Regions from separate parts of the Homo sapiens genome. Here region 2 is linked to region 1. A link is an interaction called in ENCODE POLR2A ChIA-PET data of the cell type or tissue named here. Cell type or tissue: OCI-LY7. All regions are shown on one strand. Links, peaks and the distances in the headings refer to the core of each region. The heading gives the core; the rest is flanking DNA.

The links. ChIA-PET counts read pairs that join two places held together with the same protein. Peaks named below come from ENCODE experiments on the same cell type or tissue, not always from the same donor. Only the 100,000 strongest peaks of a DNase experiment are listed, where the experiment ranks them.
Region 2: POLR2A ChIA-PET joins it to region 1 with 12 read pairs; 10 of 35 experiments call an interaction of 5 or more read pairs at or near these places.

What each region holds. Positions count from the first base shown.
Region 1 is chr2:234,342,775-234,351,840 of GRCh38, reverse strand. No RefSeq gene overlaps it. Among named protein-coding and RNA genes, the nearest start is that of LINC01891, 110 kb to the left of the region's middle. In OCI-LY7, for the core only: no CTCF peak of the experiment used is centred there; a DNase peak (open chromatin) is centred at 3,460; H3K27ac peaks cover 763 bases.
Region 2 is chr2:234,499,748-234,508,813 of GRCh38, reverse strand. No RefSeq gene overlaps it. Among named protein-coding and RNA genes, the nearest start is that of ARL4C, 7.2 kb to the right of the region's middle. In OCI-LY7, for the core only: no CTCF peak of the experiment used is centred there; no DNase peak of the experiment used is centred there.

The DNA.
Region 1 (9,066 bases), core at 2,221-4,720:
TTCTAACTATTTTATTTTCTTTATTATACTGAAACAGTTTGTGCTTTCAATCTCTTGCCTTGGCACCTAGGTACTCTTTCACCCACAATTTCTTTTTCTGTATTGAGGTAATCTGAAAAAAATGAGTGGAAGAGCTAACAATTTCTACTAAAGATAAGTAATAATGAAGCCCTTAAGAAATATTATAAACCTGTACTAACTAAAAAATAAATAAACATATCTAAATAATGGACACTGCTCCCTCATGGGCCAAAAGTATATAAGAAATTAACCTGAAAGCAGTGATATCATAAAATAGTGAGAAAGGAAAATTCATTTAATAAATAGTATTGAAAGCAAGATTTGCTACATAAAAAACCTCACTTGATGTAGTCTAAAATAAATTTTGATTAAAGTAACACGTAACTTCCACATAAGATTCTAAGACCAGGTAGTTCAACTTATGATTATTATTTTAAAATTTGAAAAGTCTGCAAAAAAAGTCTATTTAGAGTAGCTAAACTAGAGTACCTCTAATTTTAGAGTTTAAAAAATAATAATTAGGCTGGGCACGGTGGCTCACGCCTGTAATCCCAGCACTTTGGGAGGCCGAGGTGGGCAGATCACGAGGTCAGGAGTTTGAGACCAGTCTGGCCAACATGGTGAAACCCCGTCTCTACCAAAAATATAAAAATTAGCCAGGCGTGGTGGCGAGTGCCTGTAACCCCAGCTACTTGAGAGGCTGAGGCAGGAGAATTGCTTGAACCCAGGAGGTGGAGGTTGTAGTGAGCCAAGATCGTGCCACTGCACTCCAGCCTGGGTGACAGGGCAAGACTGTGTCTCAAAAATAAATAAATAAATAAAAATTAAAAACTGTAATATTGTCTTTATCTTCAGTTAAGAAAAACTTTCTAGGCACGAAAGCAATGCAAGAATTTACAAATATAGTAATTAATATTTTTAGAATCAAAAAAGTTAAATGTGTAATTTAAAAAAATGAGAATGCTGCAAATAAAAACTTTGAAACTAGGTTAGGTTGAAACTAATGTTACTTTTAGAATCAAATTCATGGCCTTAAATTCTTATATTATTAACTAAGAAAAAGTTAAAATAAAGACAGTTAAGCATTCAGGAAAATGTGTTAGGGAAAAATTCAAGAAAACAGTTGGGTGCTGTGGCTCATGCCTGTAATTTCAGCACTTTGGGAGACAGAGGCAGGTGGATTGCTTGAGTCCAGGAGTTCAAGACCAGCCTGGGCAACATGGCAAAACCCTGTCTCTACTAAAAATATAAAAAAAAATTAGCTGGGTGTTGTGGTGCACATCTGTAATCCCAAGAAGGATGTAATGCCCGAGAGGGTGAGGTGGGAGGATCACCTGAGCCTGGGAAATAAAGGCTGCAGTGAGCTATGATAGCACCACTGCACTCTGGCCTGGGCAACAGAGTGAGACCCTGTCTCAAAAAAAAAAAAAGAAAGAAAAGAAAACAAATATGGGAAAATAGTAAATAGTAGAAAGAAAATAATTAAGGCAAATGTACATATTAATAAATTTGGGAAAACTTTTTACAAGTGAATCTTTCTTTGAGAAACATTTAACAGAATAGACAGTGCTAGGCTATATCTGCATCATGAAGGCAGGAATCCTATCCTATTTTCCCCCGGGTATCCTCAACACCTAAAACATTACCAATATTTCTTTTTGAAGAAATGAGAATAGATATACAATGTGAAAATATTATAAAAAGATAAAACATAAGTATACAAAATTAAGAAGAAAAATGTGGGAATAATATGCAGAGAAGATAAAATTAAAATATTTCTTCAAATTTAAAAGCCTTTATGGGATGGAAAATAACATTTATCAAAATGAAGTTAACAAGAAAAAAAATCTATAAAGTAACATCTATGAGAAACTTGTTTAAATTATTTCCACATAAGAATCTAAGGCCTGGTAGTTCAATCTATGATTATTGTTTTAAAATCTGAAAAGTCTGCAATATCTGTGCAATATAAACTGTTCCAAAGTACACTTTTAAAGTGTGTGGGCTGGGTACAGTAGCTCACACCTGTAATCTCAACATTTTGGGAGGCTAAGGTGGGAGGATCACTTGAGCCCAGGAGTTTGAGGATGCAGTGAGCTATGATCACAACACTGCCCTGCAGCCCGGGCAACAGAGCAAGTCCCCATCTTAAAAAATAAAACATAAAGTATGTGTGGGGGCTGGAGAAAGGGTAGAAAAATCCATCCTGTAAGTGTGGTAAAGAATGTATTTATATTAACAATATTAGCTGTCTCATATCCAATGCTTAAAATGTTTTGACTACCATAAAATTAAAAGTTTTTTTTTAATGTGTCAAGAAATGTCATAAAGAATGATGAGTGAAGTAGCAACTCAGAAAAATACTGGCTATGCTGATAGAAAATTAGAAAAAAGAAGCAGGCCGGGAGTGTTGGCTCATGCCTGTAATCCCAGCACTTTGGGAGGCTGAGGCTGGTGGATCATGAGGTCAGGAGTTCGAGACCAGCCTGGCCAGCATGGTGAAACCCCGTCTCTACTAAAAATACAAAAAATTAGCTGGGTCTGGTGGCACACACCTGTAATCCCAGCTACTCAGGAGGCTGAGGCAAGAGAATTGCTTGAACCTAGAAGGCAGAGGTTGCAGTGAGCCGAGATCACGCCATCGTACTCCAGCTTGGGTGACAGAGCGAGACTTCATCTCAAAAAAAAAAAAAAAGAAAGAAAGAAAAGAAAAGAAAAAAGAAACAACAGTAAGGCAGCAGGTCACATTTATTGAGAGATGCAAATGCATTATAAATAGATGTTATTTTTAATGCTATCATTAGAGATTTAAGAAATACTAACTTAAACAAGACCAGATTTGGAAACATGAAAATAAAAGGTAATGCTCAACGTTAACCAGTGTGGTGGGAACTAGTACTCACATACAATGCTAGTTGGAGTCAAATTTGAACAACTTTTGTGAGGGTAATTTGACAAGATGTATCATGGGCCTTAAAAAATGTTCACATTCTCTCAACCCCAAAATTCCACTTTTGGGAATAACACTTTTTATCCAGGAATATCACCTCTTGGACTATGAAAGATACACTCAAGAATGCAACCAAAGAGGCCTGTCGTGCATTGTCACAATCATGGAACCAGGACTGACATTTTGTTGATATAAATGTTTCAAGGTATTTTCACTCACACTTTCTCACTTAATTCTCACAAAATCTCTTGGTGATAGGTTTAGTATCCCCCATTTCAAAATTTCCAAAGCAATAAATAAGAAGCTCAGGTGAGTCAAGGAACTTCCTCAAAATCCAAGAGCTAACTGGAACTGGAGCTTAACTGAGTCTAGGTCTTCTAAGGTCTTGCTTAGTGTTCTTTGTACTTGATCTCACGGCTCTGACCATGTTCAGATGATAGACACGGACCTCAGAAAGTGTCTGGTTCACACAAGCCCCTGGGTTGGATAAGTAACTTAGGGTCAGAGGAAGTAAGTCAGCATTGGTTAGCAGATGGCTGAACATGACTTCCTGCTTCCAGTAAATATTCTTGTGGTTGCAACAAGTGTTTCTCTAACTTTCACAGCAAAGTGGAGAAGTATTCCAAGTCATGCCTGCGCCATCAGGAAAAGATTTTGGGAAGCCACGAGGCAGCTGAGACACTCCTGAGGGTTGTTTCAGCCCATATTTAGCTCCCTCAATCCTCCTCGCCTCACGCGCTGCCCAACGTTCTTCTTCTTTGTGCCCACCGGGGCAGTTGAATCCTCATCTTTGCAGAAGTGAATAATATTTTGAACATGTTGGGGAGAAATAGTCTCCTGAAAACATAAGGCTGGGGATTTACAGTCCCTGATACCGGTGGGTCTTACACTTTATTGTGAGCAAGAATCACCTGGAAGCCTTGTTAAAAAATGCAGATTCCAGGGCTCTGTCAATCATGTTTCTGACCCAGCAGCTTTGGAGTAAACCCAGAGATGTTTTAACAGTTGGTCTGAATCAGAGGCAAAGAGTCCAAGGAGCACAATGGCAGCGGAACAGTTTTCTATCTCCTGTTATTTCTTGACTTATGATCACTTCCCCAGGGCCCGATGGGCATTTAAGTCCAACCTTTAGGACCATTCTTCCTCTGTCTTTGATGCATTTTAAAGCATCATTTTTGCTTGTCTTTTTCCAAGACCAGGTAGCAGCCAATTCCAGACTTGGCCTATTTATTGATGCTGTCTTGAATCCCCATAATATTAATTGCTGGCTTTACCACTCCTTTCTTCATGTTGGTGTTTGGAGAAACAATTATCTTGCATTCCCATATCAGCCGTTAGCTCATGCCACAGGCAATTCATTTATTCAACACAGGTCGAATGGGAGCTCCCAGGTGGTACAGAAACTATACTGCAAGGCTCAGAAAATATTTTCTTTGCAGGTGACTAAGATGGCTGTGTCTTCTGGCCAGCAGAGAACCATGCACCCCTCCTCTGGTTGTCATGACCAGCTTCACTGGTGTGGGACCAGTGCAGCCCCACAGGGCCCTAAGCATAGAAGGGCCCTGCATTTGGTTTAATATTCTGCTGTTACCTTTCTAAAATTCTTAATACTTTTTGAACAAAGGACCTTGCCTTTTTGCTTTCCACTGGACCCTGCAAATTATGTAGCTAGTCTTGCTAGTTGTAGTCAGAAGGTCTCACGTCAGATGTACAAGAAGAGAAATTAGCATTTGGGTCTCCTGATGTAGCTCTGGTGGCTGGTGTTGTAGCCATGGGACTGCTTAGCCTGGGGTTGACATATACTTATTTGTCTTTGCTACACAATACCCTTCTGGTTGAATTTAATAGTACTTCTCTTCTTTTAGTGGTAAGGAGTTCAAGGTCACTACTTCTATTTTGGGCAATAATATCAAGGAAAGAAAAAGAAAATTCTTTTTTTTTTTTTTTGAGACAGAGTCTGTCACCAGGCTGGAGTGCAGTGGCACCATCTCAGCTCACTGCAACCTCTGCCTCCCGGGTTCAAGTGATTCTCCTGCTTCAGCCTCCCGAGTAGCTGGGACTACAGGTCCCCGCCACCACACCCAGCTAATTTTTTGTATTTTTAGTAGAGACAGGGTTTCACCATGTTGGCCAGGATGGTCTCGATCTCTTGAACTCGTGATCCACCCGCCTCAGTCTCCCTAAGTGCTGGGATTACAGGCGTGAGCCACCGCACCCGGCTGAAAAAGCAGATAAATTCTTAGAACAGAAAGAGCTCATGAATGGCAGGGGACAGGTCAGATAGCTAGCTCTTCCACTCCACACTGCCTCTGTCTCAATCATTTTAGCTCAGAGACACAAGATGCATAGAGACATAAGATTCAGAAAAGCCAAAGATTCATTGGTCAACCAGTGCTTGAATATGAGATACAGATATGGCTTTGTGCCATGCGAGTGTGGTTGTGTTCTCTGACCATTTGATTGTCAGATAGAGCAGCCCACTCAGGGAAGCTTCAGCAAACAACACCAGCACCTCCAGAACTCAGTGGAAGGACAGATGGCCCAGCCACGGGACAACCTAGAATCCAGATTTAGGAAGCAACCAGGGACCAAGAGGCCATTCTCTCCAGCTCTGTCTGGGGAGCCATCTGCTCCCTCTTCCCCGATTTTGCTGCGTCCCCATCTTCTTTGTTTCTCATTCTCCACAAGGAATAGATCTTTCTTCCCCGCTTGTGCACAGCAGAAATGTGACCACCCAGGTGCAGCTTTTCACGGCCTGTCAGTTCACATGCCCTGCAGTGATTACTCAGAGCCCCAGGAGACAAATTCTAAACTCCCAGGAGAAGAAATCAGACTGGGACTTTGATTAGGAATTGCTGTTGGTTCTTAGCAATGGTGCCGGTGGATGGGTCACAAAGTCTGTGACCCACTCAGAAGGGTCTGTAGGAACAGGGTCTGTAGAAGGGAGGTGAATGAGAAGTCCATCCAAAGGACTCACATGTTATCTAGGGTGCCAAAGAAAAAGTATGATCAATATGAAGTTCTGGATGGAACTTGTGGGAGGGTGAGCTATGGGTGAAGCCTGTTGCTAGGTGAAATTCACAACTGATGATCTAGTTCTTGGATTGGATGATGAGTTCATATGTGTTCATTTAGAGCATACATGCAAATAAAAAAACAAAGTAAAAGATATAATGAATTAATAGTGCTGTATCATGAGCCAAGGATTATGATTAAAATGATTAAAATAGAAAAAAACCAAACAATAAAACAATGAAACAAGGGAGATGGATTTTGAGTTCATGGAGAAAGAAGGGAAGCCAAGTTTAGGAGTGCCTGCATCCCAGAAAATGTTCTTTACATAGACACCACTTACTGAGTACCATGTGGCACACACTGGCTCATACAGAATTCAAAACACTTTTAGAATTTAGTATTTTATATTATACCTATTTTATGGATTAGAAAACTAACTCAGAGAGATTAAGTTGCTCCATATTAGGGCAGATCTAGGTTCTCAATCCATGTTTCTCTAATACCAAATACTAACTGGTAATATAACCCTTCAAAGTGAAAAACAGGGGAAATTTTCTTCCTTCCTTCCTTCCTTCCTTCCTTCCTTCCTTCCTTCCTTCCTTCCTTCCTCTCTCTTTCTCTTTCTTTCTTGAGATGGAGTCTCACTCTGTCACCCAGGCTGGAGTGCAGTGGCACCATCTGGGCTCACTGCAACCTCCACCTCCTGGGTTCAAGCGATTCTCCTGCCTCAGCCTCCTGAGTAGCTGGGACTACAGGCATGCGCCACCACGCCCAGCTAATTTTTGTATTTTTAGTAGAGACGGAGTTTTACCATGTTAGCCAGGATGGTCTCGGTCTCTTGACCTCGTGATCATCCCACCTCAGCCTCCCAAAGTGCTGGGATTACAGGCATGAGCCACCGTGCCTGGCCAGGAAATTTTCTGACACACCATCCATCCCTGTTATGGTTTGAAATGGGTCCCCCCAAAAGATTTGTTGAAGTCTTAAGCCCCACTACTTGTGAATGTGACTTTATTTGGAAATAGGGTCTTGGCAGATGTGGTTAAGATGAGTTCATTAGGGTGGGCTCTAATCCAATATGATTGGCGTCCCCTAAGAAGAGGATAAGAGACACAGAGACATGTACAGAGGGGAGATGATGTGACGAGACATGGGAGAATGCCTGTGATGATGGAGGAAGAGACTGGAGTGACACTGTCACCAAGCAAGGAATGCCAAGGATGGCCGATGAATATGAGAAGCTGGAAGAGGCCCGGAAGGATCCTCTGTAGAGCCTTCGAAGACAGCGTGGTCCTGCCCACACCTCTGTTTTGGACTTGTGAACTCCATAACTGTGAGACTATCAATGTGTTACCTTAAGCCACCCTGTTTGGGGTACTTTGCCATGGCAGCCCTTGGGAATTAATACAGTATGCTTGGGAAGAGGAAAGAAAGTGAGGAGGTGGGGAGGCCCTGGCCAGGGTGAATGGGGGTAGAAAGGAAGGGTTAAACTCACTCTCTGGATGGAAAACATTCAGGAAATGAAAGCTCTCCCTGTCCTGACACCACAAGACCTGCTGTGAAAGCTGTCAGATAAGGGACATGGAGAAAGTGCTCTGCAGGGCCCCCAGAGAGCAGCAGTCCAGAGGAAAGGGCAGTGGAGGTGGGGCAGGCCCTGAGATTCCTGCAGAATTGCTGGACTCTGCATCTCAGTTGTCTTGGAGCCCAAGCAGTCACCAGGGCTTGACAGACAATGGCAATGGGTGAGATATCCCAAGACCCACCCCGGCACATGCACTGGAACTGAGGAGAGGAGTGGGATGGGACTCAGGTCTCAATATATCAGCAGGTAGTGGGCCACGTTCCCCCATGATGGGCTTCTCAGCTGCTAGCCCCTGACCACACTCCCGCTCCAGTGGGCCTGCCACAGTGGCTCCCATCAGCAAATCCATTTCGTAAGCTCACACATTTTAAAGTTATTAATTTTTTCTTATATGTTTAAATAGTTACAAAGGGTGAAATTTCCAGTGGATTTGAACTACAGTTGACCCTTGTACAACACAAGTTTGAACTGTGCGAATCTACTTACGCGTGGGTTTTTTTCTGTGTATATATTGGAAAGATTTTTGGAGATTTGCAACAATTTGAAAAAACTCACAGATGAACCACATAGTCTAAAAATACTAAAAATTTTTTTTTTAAATCTAAGTATGTCATGAATGCATAAAATATATGTAGCTACTGGTTTATTTATGTGTTAATGAAATGTTTATGTTATCAGTAAGGCTTTCGGCCAACAGGAGGCTATTAGTAGTTAAGTTTATGGGGAGGTAGAGTGTTGGGAAAGGGGTTGGGCCTTTCCTGCTGGCATGTGGCCTCAGTCAGTTTTTGGCAATCTATACAGGGACCCAAAGGAGACTGCTGACAATGCCCAAGGTCTCCTGAGGGACACAGGTCACAGTATTGTGAGAAAATCAAAGTGTGATTTATAGTTGTGTGGACCCAGACTTCAACTCCAGCACAGACAAAGATCAGATACTGATTTCACACATCTGATAGAAAAATGAAGCATTCAGAAACTGACCATAAGCTCAAAACCAGCTGCAAGAAAAGGAAGAAACATACAAAGGCCTTAGAACAGAATTCCGGTTCTGTTAGAGATGGTACAGAATATAAGAGCAGTGTGCAAACCAGGAACATGGACCCACTGTCAAACCCAGGAACATGGACCCATGAGTTGGTCATACATTCCAGGACCTCCTCCACCACATCCAAAGGCAGGTGGAGAACCATCCCCACCACCTGCCAGCCTCTACCAGTGCCATCTCCACCCAGAAGAGTTATTCCTCCTCCTCCAATTCCTTTACTTGTACTAAGTGATAAACCATCACCATCAATTTTGTTGGGGACCCTCTGCTCTAACTTATGGAATGAATCAGAAATAAATGTATAAACCTGAACTCCACGATGTGATTCTCCATGAAGAGGCTCAATCGGTTCAAAGGCAAAACCATGCCTAGAGGTTTTTGGCATCTTCTAGTCATTGGTGGTCATGAACGTGCAAATAACTGCATGGCTATGTGTATGCCGTAATGTTAGAG
Region 2 (9,066 bases), core at 2,633-5,132, 160 kb before region 1:
CTTGCTTAGAAGTCATCTTCATGGAAGCTTTCCTTGGTAATATTTGCTTCAGCATCCCTCCTACGTCCTACTCCCAAGCCCTACCCCACCCCATCCTTGCTCAGGGATCATCCATCCCTTGGAGCAGATTACCCTACTCTGTTTCTCCTGCCTGTGATGTGGCTGCATCTGTCAGTTGTCTGTAAACACTGAGCATTAGGACTATGTTTTATGATTCCATCACCTGACACAACAGGTATGTTCACAAACTGTCTTAAATGAATGATATGGAATCATTTACCCAGAGAGTGTATTTCTCATTGAAACGATGATTGATGCATTTCCTTATTATACTCGAACTCTTTCCTATGTTACACACATGGACTATTACATGTGGCTCCAGAGCACATGTGTCTATCACATGAACAGTCCTGATTTTACAGCCTCACCCAGCAGAAGGGTGTGTTATGGCCTATGACACTGGTCTGTCTATCATTTACCTATCTGAAAGTCCTTAGGCTTTTTGTTTGGATATGGGGACAGGATGAACAGTTTAGCCATAATCCTGGATGAGTATTTTATGCTCAGTAATTCATGCAACCAGTAAGGGAGCTCCTTTACTTCAAGTACCTTGAGGAGCAGAAAATGAAGTCCCGGTGCACTTAAAGCAGCAGGATTAACTGTGGAAATAATCGTCTTGGCAACCTGTATTGATACTTCCGTTCTCCTTCCTTCAGTGTTGACTTCTCAGCACCATTTCAGGCACTCTAAACACAGCATTTTTTTTAATAGTTTTTTTTTTTTTAAATACAGCAGGTGTTTACCAGGAAAATTACTTCAACAAAAATGAAGAAGTGGAAAAATATCTTAAAAATCAGAAGAAATGGTGATATCATCAGCTTGATTATAAGATCACATGAGGCATATATGCCTTGGAGAATCCTCTGACATTTTTACAATATTTTCAAATTTTCAATTCTATGTATTGCTTATTATAAGAGAAGTTTCTAGAAAGGAAAAAATAGACAAATAACTTTATATTTGGGACCTGAGTGAATCAAACACAGTGACTAAGTTCTTTGGCTTGGGTCTTTACAATGCCCTGAAAAAAGGAAAGGAATGAGTTTACTGAAATTATTGTGGAGAACTCAAAAGATCAATTCGATGCGTGCAGACAAGATCAATACCAGTCATGCTGACATGTTTGACTACCCCGGTGTACTCAATTGTTTCCAGAATTACAATGTGTTATTCTACACTTTCTGGTCCCTTGCATAATTTCATTAGGAATTTGATTAAAAATTAAAAATGGTCTGGAAGAATGATTTCTTCAGGAAAATGTTACTTCAACAAGAGGCACTGAGGCTTGAAGGAGAGAAGAGTGTCTGTAGCTATTGTACACATTTAGTAAAATAGAAGGCGGTTCTATTTTGGGCTGATAAGGACTGATACACAAATAACATATGTCCTTTTGAAATGAAAGGTGTCATTTTGTACACAGGAAACTCTGCCTAGATAGCCATGAGCCATGCACCACACGTAAAAGACTCAACTCTGCCTCATTCCTTGCTCCTCATGCAACATCGCTGCACTTGGCTCTACCCAGACTAATACAGAATGTATGAAAAGCCCTTATGCAAAGCCAGTTCTCCACTACCTGTGGAAACTCTGCTGGGAAACTAGTTTTCCAATCCTATCATGTGATAAGGTGTTAATGATAGGTAGATTAAATGTCATTAGGAAAGATAATTTGCATGCACAAACAGCAGAAAGAAAGAATTCTAATTCTTAAGTAACAGCACAAAATATCTGCAGTATCCTGGGCCTGTTGCAGTCCATTGTTTTATATCTCAGGGTCCGCCCTGGAAAAAATCATTTGAAAACCTGCTGAGAACTTGGGATACTGGCAGTATTAACACCTTCCAGGAAGGTTAAAGGTTTCAGAAGAGCTAAACTTCTGCACTTCCACCTCCATGGGAAATCACTTCTAAATGTTAATGTTTCATTTCACCTTGTCAGCCTGACCTTGAGGAAGGAGGATAGCAGCTCTAGAGAAAAACGATGCTCTCCATCAATTTGCCCCTGGATGCTCAGCCGCACATCTCAGTCATGCTTGAAGGCTACCTTTATGGATCTCATGCTGCTGAACATGAAATCACTTATTTATGGATATCTGACATTCGCTGGTGTGTTGATTCGCTCTCTGGACACTTGTACTTATTTTAATTCTTTCTAGAAAGCAGTACAAAGTTTAGAGCTTCTTAAATCTGCATATGGTTGCAGGAATTTTTTCTTTTTGTGCATGCATTCATTAACTACATTTTTTTCATTGTTATTATGAAAATAATACTTTCATGCATGGAGAACACAAATTAAACAGTACAAAAAGATTTACAGTAAGACATGAGGCTGCTTTCTATTCCTCCTCAGTTCCATCGTCCAGATAATCAATACCAGTAGTTGTTTGTGTACCTTTTTGGGAAATTATCATGGATTTCATATATATATCTTACACACACGCATTTTTTTTTAATAGAGATGGAAGCATTTGTGTATCATGCTTTTTTTGCTTAACAATATCTGGGTCTTCTTAACCATATCAACACACAAAATTTATCTCATTCTTTTTAATAGTTGTGAAGTTTTTGATTGCGTGGAAGTATCTCAGATTACTTCATAATATAGCTAGCGATGGGCATGTCAGTTCCTGGCTTGTATGAACAACTTTCTAGGGAAGCTTCCTGCTGGCACCAACTCTGTGTCCCTACAGTGACATGTGAATTTAAGCCTGTTTTTTTTAATGTGATGGTTAATACTGAGTATCAGCTTGATTGGATTGAAGGATGCAAAGTATTAATCCTGGGTGTTTCTGTGAGAGTGTTGCCAAAGGAGATTAACATTTGAGTCGGTGGGCTGGGAAAGGCAGACCTACCCTTAATCTGGGTGAGCACCATCTAATCAGCTGCCATCGAGGCTAGAATATAAAGCAGGCAGAAAAATGTGAAAAGACTGGGCTGGCCTACCCTCCCACCGTCCCAGCCTACATCTTTCTCCCATGCTGGATGTATCCTGCCCTTGAACATCAGACTCCAAGTTTTTCAGTTTTGGGACTTGGACTGGCTCTCCTTGCTCCTCAGCTTGCAGGCGGCCTATTGTGGGATCTTGTGATCATGTGAGTTAATACTTAGTAAACTCCTCTCCCTCTCTCTCTCTCTCTATATATATATGTCTATATATATACACACACATAGATGTCTATATCTCGATATCTCTATATATGTGTATGTGTGTGTGTATATATATATGTGTATATATATATATGTGTATATATATATGTGTATATATATATGTGTATATATATATATGTGTATATATATATATGTGTATATATATATATATATATATATATATATCTCCCTGTAGAGAACCCTGACTAATACATTGCATCATCATTCTGCCCAGAATCTAGACCCAATTTTTATATTTGACCTTTTTTTGGCAAGGAAAAAACTGGGATTGTTTTTATTTTAACTATTTTCCCCACCTAGCGCTAGATAAAATCATAACAAAGACATGGTCCATGAACAGTAGGCTGGAATTTAAGAAATACTAGACCAATAAGCCAGAATTCAAGACAGGTAAGCTTCTTCTGTGACAAAAATCAAATTTATTCTCATTTCTTTGCTTTTGCTTTTCTTTATTTTTTCTTTTCGGTCTAAGCCATTATAGGCTGGAAAACTGCTGGCTTTGCTTTCTGGAGTTATCGTGTTTTAGTTTGCCTTTTTTCTCCCGTCTAAGCCAGTCCAACAAAATGGGACGAACTAGGGCTGCATGGCCAGCAGCTATAGCTACAGTCACAGGCAATGGGAAGGCTGGTTCCAGATGGCTAGGCAGATGTCAGGGTGCCTGCCTAGGATGGAGCAGAAGACCTGTCTTCTGGATGGTGAGTGCTCAGTGCACGGCTGAAGTTCCCAGGGGCTGGCTCCCTAGGGATGTACCTGGAGCTTCTATCTGCAGGGTAATTGCAGAGCCCAGCTGCTCTTGGGAGCAGGTCTGTCTGGGCTCAGGGTCTGGGCAAGGCTGGGCTGCAGGATGAAGATATTCATAACTACAGCAGCAAAGGTCTAGTAGCTTCTTACTTTCTCAATAAGGCTTGTAGTTTCTCTCTGGAGTCCTTCACCTTGGTGTGGCATGGATATATTTTGGCTCTGCTAGACTCCCCATGACCACATTAACTAACAATATGGCCCTCCCTTTGCCTCCTTTGCTTAGGATTCTGGAGATGCCTAAGTGCATTCTAAGGTATGGCTCTGTGAAAAAGAATAATTAATTACTGGAGGAAACACAAAACATTAATGAATGCAGTCACCTTTAAGGAGAGGAGTTATGGTGGGGGCAAGGGTGAGGGGGTGAGGGAGGGTGGTGTTCCTTATGAATGTTATACCATGTGAATGTTTTACCTAATTAAAAAATACTAAAAAGTTATCAACTCAGTCATTTCTTAGTTCTCTTAAATGTCAGTTTCTCTGGAGAGAAAAATTTGCTCTGCAGTATGCAAATAAAGGGCTAGATACTCCACAAAAATTGTGATACTTTTGACCAGAATAAAAATATGAAAAATAAGTAAAAGTGGGATGATGAGAAGGAGGAGGAAATAAACTCTCCGCTTTTATTTTTTGTTGTCTGAAGTGTCCTTTCATCCTATCTTGGCACCTTTTTATTTGGGTCTCTTCTCTCCTTAGGGTTTTCTCGTTGTAGCCTAGAGGTCACGTCTTCATGTTCCATATTGGATGCCAAAGAGTTTAGTGGAATTTCCTTCTGGGTTATGTGAGAGGTTGAGTGTTGGGTTTATCACTTCCCTATATGGACCAGGTGGTATTACTTTATCAAGCTGGGCAAACACTGATGGACATCCTCCTCCATCTGTTTCTAGAACTCTGCAGTAAATGCTAGATTGAAGCAAGCAGCTTAGGCTGAGGATATAAACCAGCTGTGCCTTCTCTACTCCTGAACATAAGGTGGCCAATCCCACAGAGCTTACCCGCCCCTGACAGGCAGAGAAGGGGACACTAAGCCTGCCCTTAGAAGCACATCCCTTCATTGAGCACTCATCAAAATGGTACCAATGAAGTATTAAGCTTGGGCCAATCAGATTGTAAGTAAGCTTGGGCCAACCCTCCTCCCTGGTACCCAAGCAGACTGGATAGAGGCCCTTGCTAGTGAACTTGATGAAGTTTGCTCTTTTCCACATGCAAAAATGGAAGTAAATACTGCATTTATTGAGGACGTAAAGGCAACTGTCATGAAGAAAAAACAATAAATGTGGTTTAAAAGTGCTCACAATTTTAATTCCAAGAGCCATTTCCAAAGTAAAATCATCTGGACATTGGTTGACTGGATGCAGAGGGTAAGCAGAGGGAGGGGAAAGACAATGAGTTTGTCTATCATCTTGTGCTGGTTGATGTGTTTGCTGGATAATCTCTTTCTGTCTGTTTATTGATCTATCATCTATCTATATCATCTATCATTTATCTATCAATCTGTCGTCTATCAATCATCTATCTATCTATCTGTCATCTATCTATTTATCATCTATCATCTACCTATCTACAGAGTGACAGAGAAAGAGAGCATGCTCTGAGTCCAATAGTCCATGTTGTTCTCTTCTGGCTTTTGACAGTGACAGAGATTGAGAAATCATGAGAGCTAGATGGAATTAGATGCTGAGAGAAAGAAAACATCACAGACCCAACACTGACGACCAACACAGTCTGTGGCTGATGACTAAATAATGAGAAGACTCACACAAAAAGTAGTATTAGTGATCAGGGAGACAGAGAGAGCACAGCTTTGTAAGACGCACGTTTGGAGGTCCTGGTGGATGGTGTGCCTGTAACCCATGAGCATCTCCATCCCAAACAGCCATCCGCACAGATCAGCCCTTTGGATTTTTCCATAGGTCATCAATGACCTTAGGAGAGCAGCTGCAGGAGACTGGGAGAGGCAGAAGCAAGAGAGTAAAAGGGATTTTCTGTGATTGATGGAGCAAAGCATCAGGTTACATGAGCACTGTGTGACTCATAAGGAAGAAATGATCATCTCAAGTGGCTATCACTCCAACAGAAGCAGCAACGGGCCAAGGAGCTCTGTTCAGATGCTGTGCTGTATCCACACAGAGGATGGTTCTACAAAAGCCAACTGTTGTATTAAAGGGAAGAGTCATCCTGAGTGACCACACATTAGAGAGGGTGGCACTGGCAACACACCCCATCCTCCCTGCTGCACTGTAGAAAGCCAATAGGGTTTGACAGGGGCACAAAAGCGTGATTGTTTTCATCTCTCTGGGGTCCAGCCAAGTAAGCTTAATTAAATGAAAATAATAGCATTTCAGTTCACCTGCAGAGGTGGGAGAAGAGGAATGAAAGTAATCCAAGTTTCCATCAAATACTTCTTGGTTCATGGTGCAGCTCTCTAATCACCTGATATTTATTGTTAACTTGTTTTTTTTTTCCTTCACTGTAGCTATTAGAGTAGAAATTTAATTACTGTGATTGAATTATTAAAGGATTCAGAAATACCTTTTGCATACTAAGCCTTTTCTTCCCCCTGAACTGGAAGCTGGCACTAAGAACTTTTCTGTCACTTTGGTATGCCTGAGTGCTGACTTCCAAAGCTTTGAGTCTTAACATCCTTGACAAAGGTTCATTTAATACATGCCATGTAAATATTAGGGAGAGATGTAAAATAGTGTTATATAAGAATTATATTTGAAAATATTACTGATAGGAAAGATAATGGCTTCTATTTATTATTATTATTTTTTGAGATGGAGTTTCGCTTTTGTTGCCCAGGCTGGAGTGCAGTGGCGCGATCTTGGCTCACTGCAACCTCTGCCTCCCAGGTTCAAGCCATTCTCCTGCCTCAGCCTCAAGAATAGCTAGGATGACAGATGCCTGTCACCATACTCGGCTAATTTTTATATTTTTAGTACAGATGGGGTTTCACCATGTTGGTCAGGCTGGTCTCAAACTCCTGACCTCAGATGACCCTCCCACCTTAGCCTTCCAAAGTGCTGAGATTACAGATGTGAGCCACCATGCCCAGCCCAGATAATGGCTTCTAAAATTTTATATCTATCTCAGGAATGTAATAGAGATCGACAATTATTAAGGAAGACTTGAAGCGGGGGAGCCTTTTAGCTTTTTGATTTAAATTTTTTTTCTTGGAGAAAACAGCAACAACAACAACCATACAAAACACTAGCAGTGGTGATCATTGGGAAAATAAAAACCTGAATTGTTTCAGCCCTGTTGCTTAGCAAAATAAAAAATAAGGCACCCTGATTTTTTTTTCCTTAGAATTATAAACTTGAATGGCCAATAGAGTAGTGGATCTTTTTTATTTTCAGGCTTTGGACCACTTGAATGAAGCAGGAGCTTGCAGGCATCACAGATTTTCATTTATCTCCCCCCAGATCTACCGTCCCATCCACAAAACTTCCCTTGGCACCAGTGTCTTAGTGGCTTCCACTGTTACGTAGCCTGAGTCGGCGTTTCTCCTGGAGTTGAGGGGGTTGCACTGCAGTGATGGTGACTGGTTTGTCTAGCATGCCCTGGGGCTTCTGGAAGTATTGGTTTGGTTCTTCCTTAAGGAACCTCTCCTGACAGATAAAAGGCTTCAATCCTGGACCACCTGGCTTCAGGAGCTTCAGGCCTTGTCACTTTGTCTGCCAACTGGCCTCCTTCATTCTCGACTCCCAGCCCCATTCTCCATTTACAGCTGCTCATGCCTGCCTGCGAATTAGATGCAAAAATCAGTTTTCTTCCCTTCTCTGGTCTCAGCTGGGTTTCCTGGATGCTCTTTTCTGATCTCTTCCACCAATTGTGATTCTTTGAACAGTTCTCCTAGTAAAGCGACTTCCTGCTCTGCCAGGTTCCTGGCTCCCCTCTCCCAGCAGATAACCCACAGGTCTCACAGACAAGACCCACACTGGCATCAATGGCTCTGAGCTCTGAGCCCCAAGCAAAGCACCCATGGGCCCCTGGCACTTTCTCAGTTTAACCAGTAGGGCTCTATTCCTGCATCTCCATAGAGAGAAGAAAAGCAGGGGGTCACTTATCCATCATTCATTCCATAACTATGGACTGAACATTTGCTAAGCACTAGGCCAATGTGCCTCTGTAGAGCCCTTCATCTATTATCCGAGAAGCTCAGCAGAGGGCACTCCTGTATTATAACAGTTAAGCACCGGGGCAGTGAACCTGAACCCAGAGTTCCACAGCAGGTCTGCAGTGAGAACATGCAAATAACCCCACACTTATGCGCGCACGCGCGTGTGTGTATGTGTGTACACGTGTGCCCATGTTCTGGTCTTTATTTACTCATCATATTCAAGAATAAATGGGATGCTCCCTTTTGCATTTTAGGTTATTAGCCTTACTCAAGCAAAGATAATAATGCCATGATATATTGCTCATCGGATTCACTCAAAAGTCATTTTAATTGGTGGCACATTTTATTTCAAAGCCCTTAAAGGGAAAAAAAAGAGAATATTTTAGGATGCAATTTCAAAATTACTGCCAAGTTATTGCCTTCTGTTTGCTTGAAATAATTGAGTTCTTCTCTGGATGCAGTCATCTTGATGAAGAATAGAAAGGAGAGGACCTGAAATGTCACTGCTGCTGGAAGAGGAATTCATCTCAGGCAGACACAAGTACATGCTATTCTTTGAAAAAATCTCTCCTTCTGATTAATTAAAATGAAGTAAGTGCCACAGTGCAGCCAATATTTTCCACTCAGTGGAATTTAGCCATGATGTATGTCCATGAAGAAATAGGCTCAAAGTAGGCCTTACATGTCTGATATGAGTGGTAAACATTACCTTCCTTTTCATAATTCCAGTGTTTTTCAATAAAAATCCACATTTGAAGGAAAGTTACCAGTCGACTCAACCAAATGATATTTTTATGTGTTAGAAGTTAAATTATCAACTGTAAAATTAACTTATCACCTGGTGAGTGAAATTAGCAGGTAGAGTGGTTGCTATTCAATTATGGTGAGTTGCTGTTTAATGGCTGTGTTCTGGAA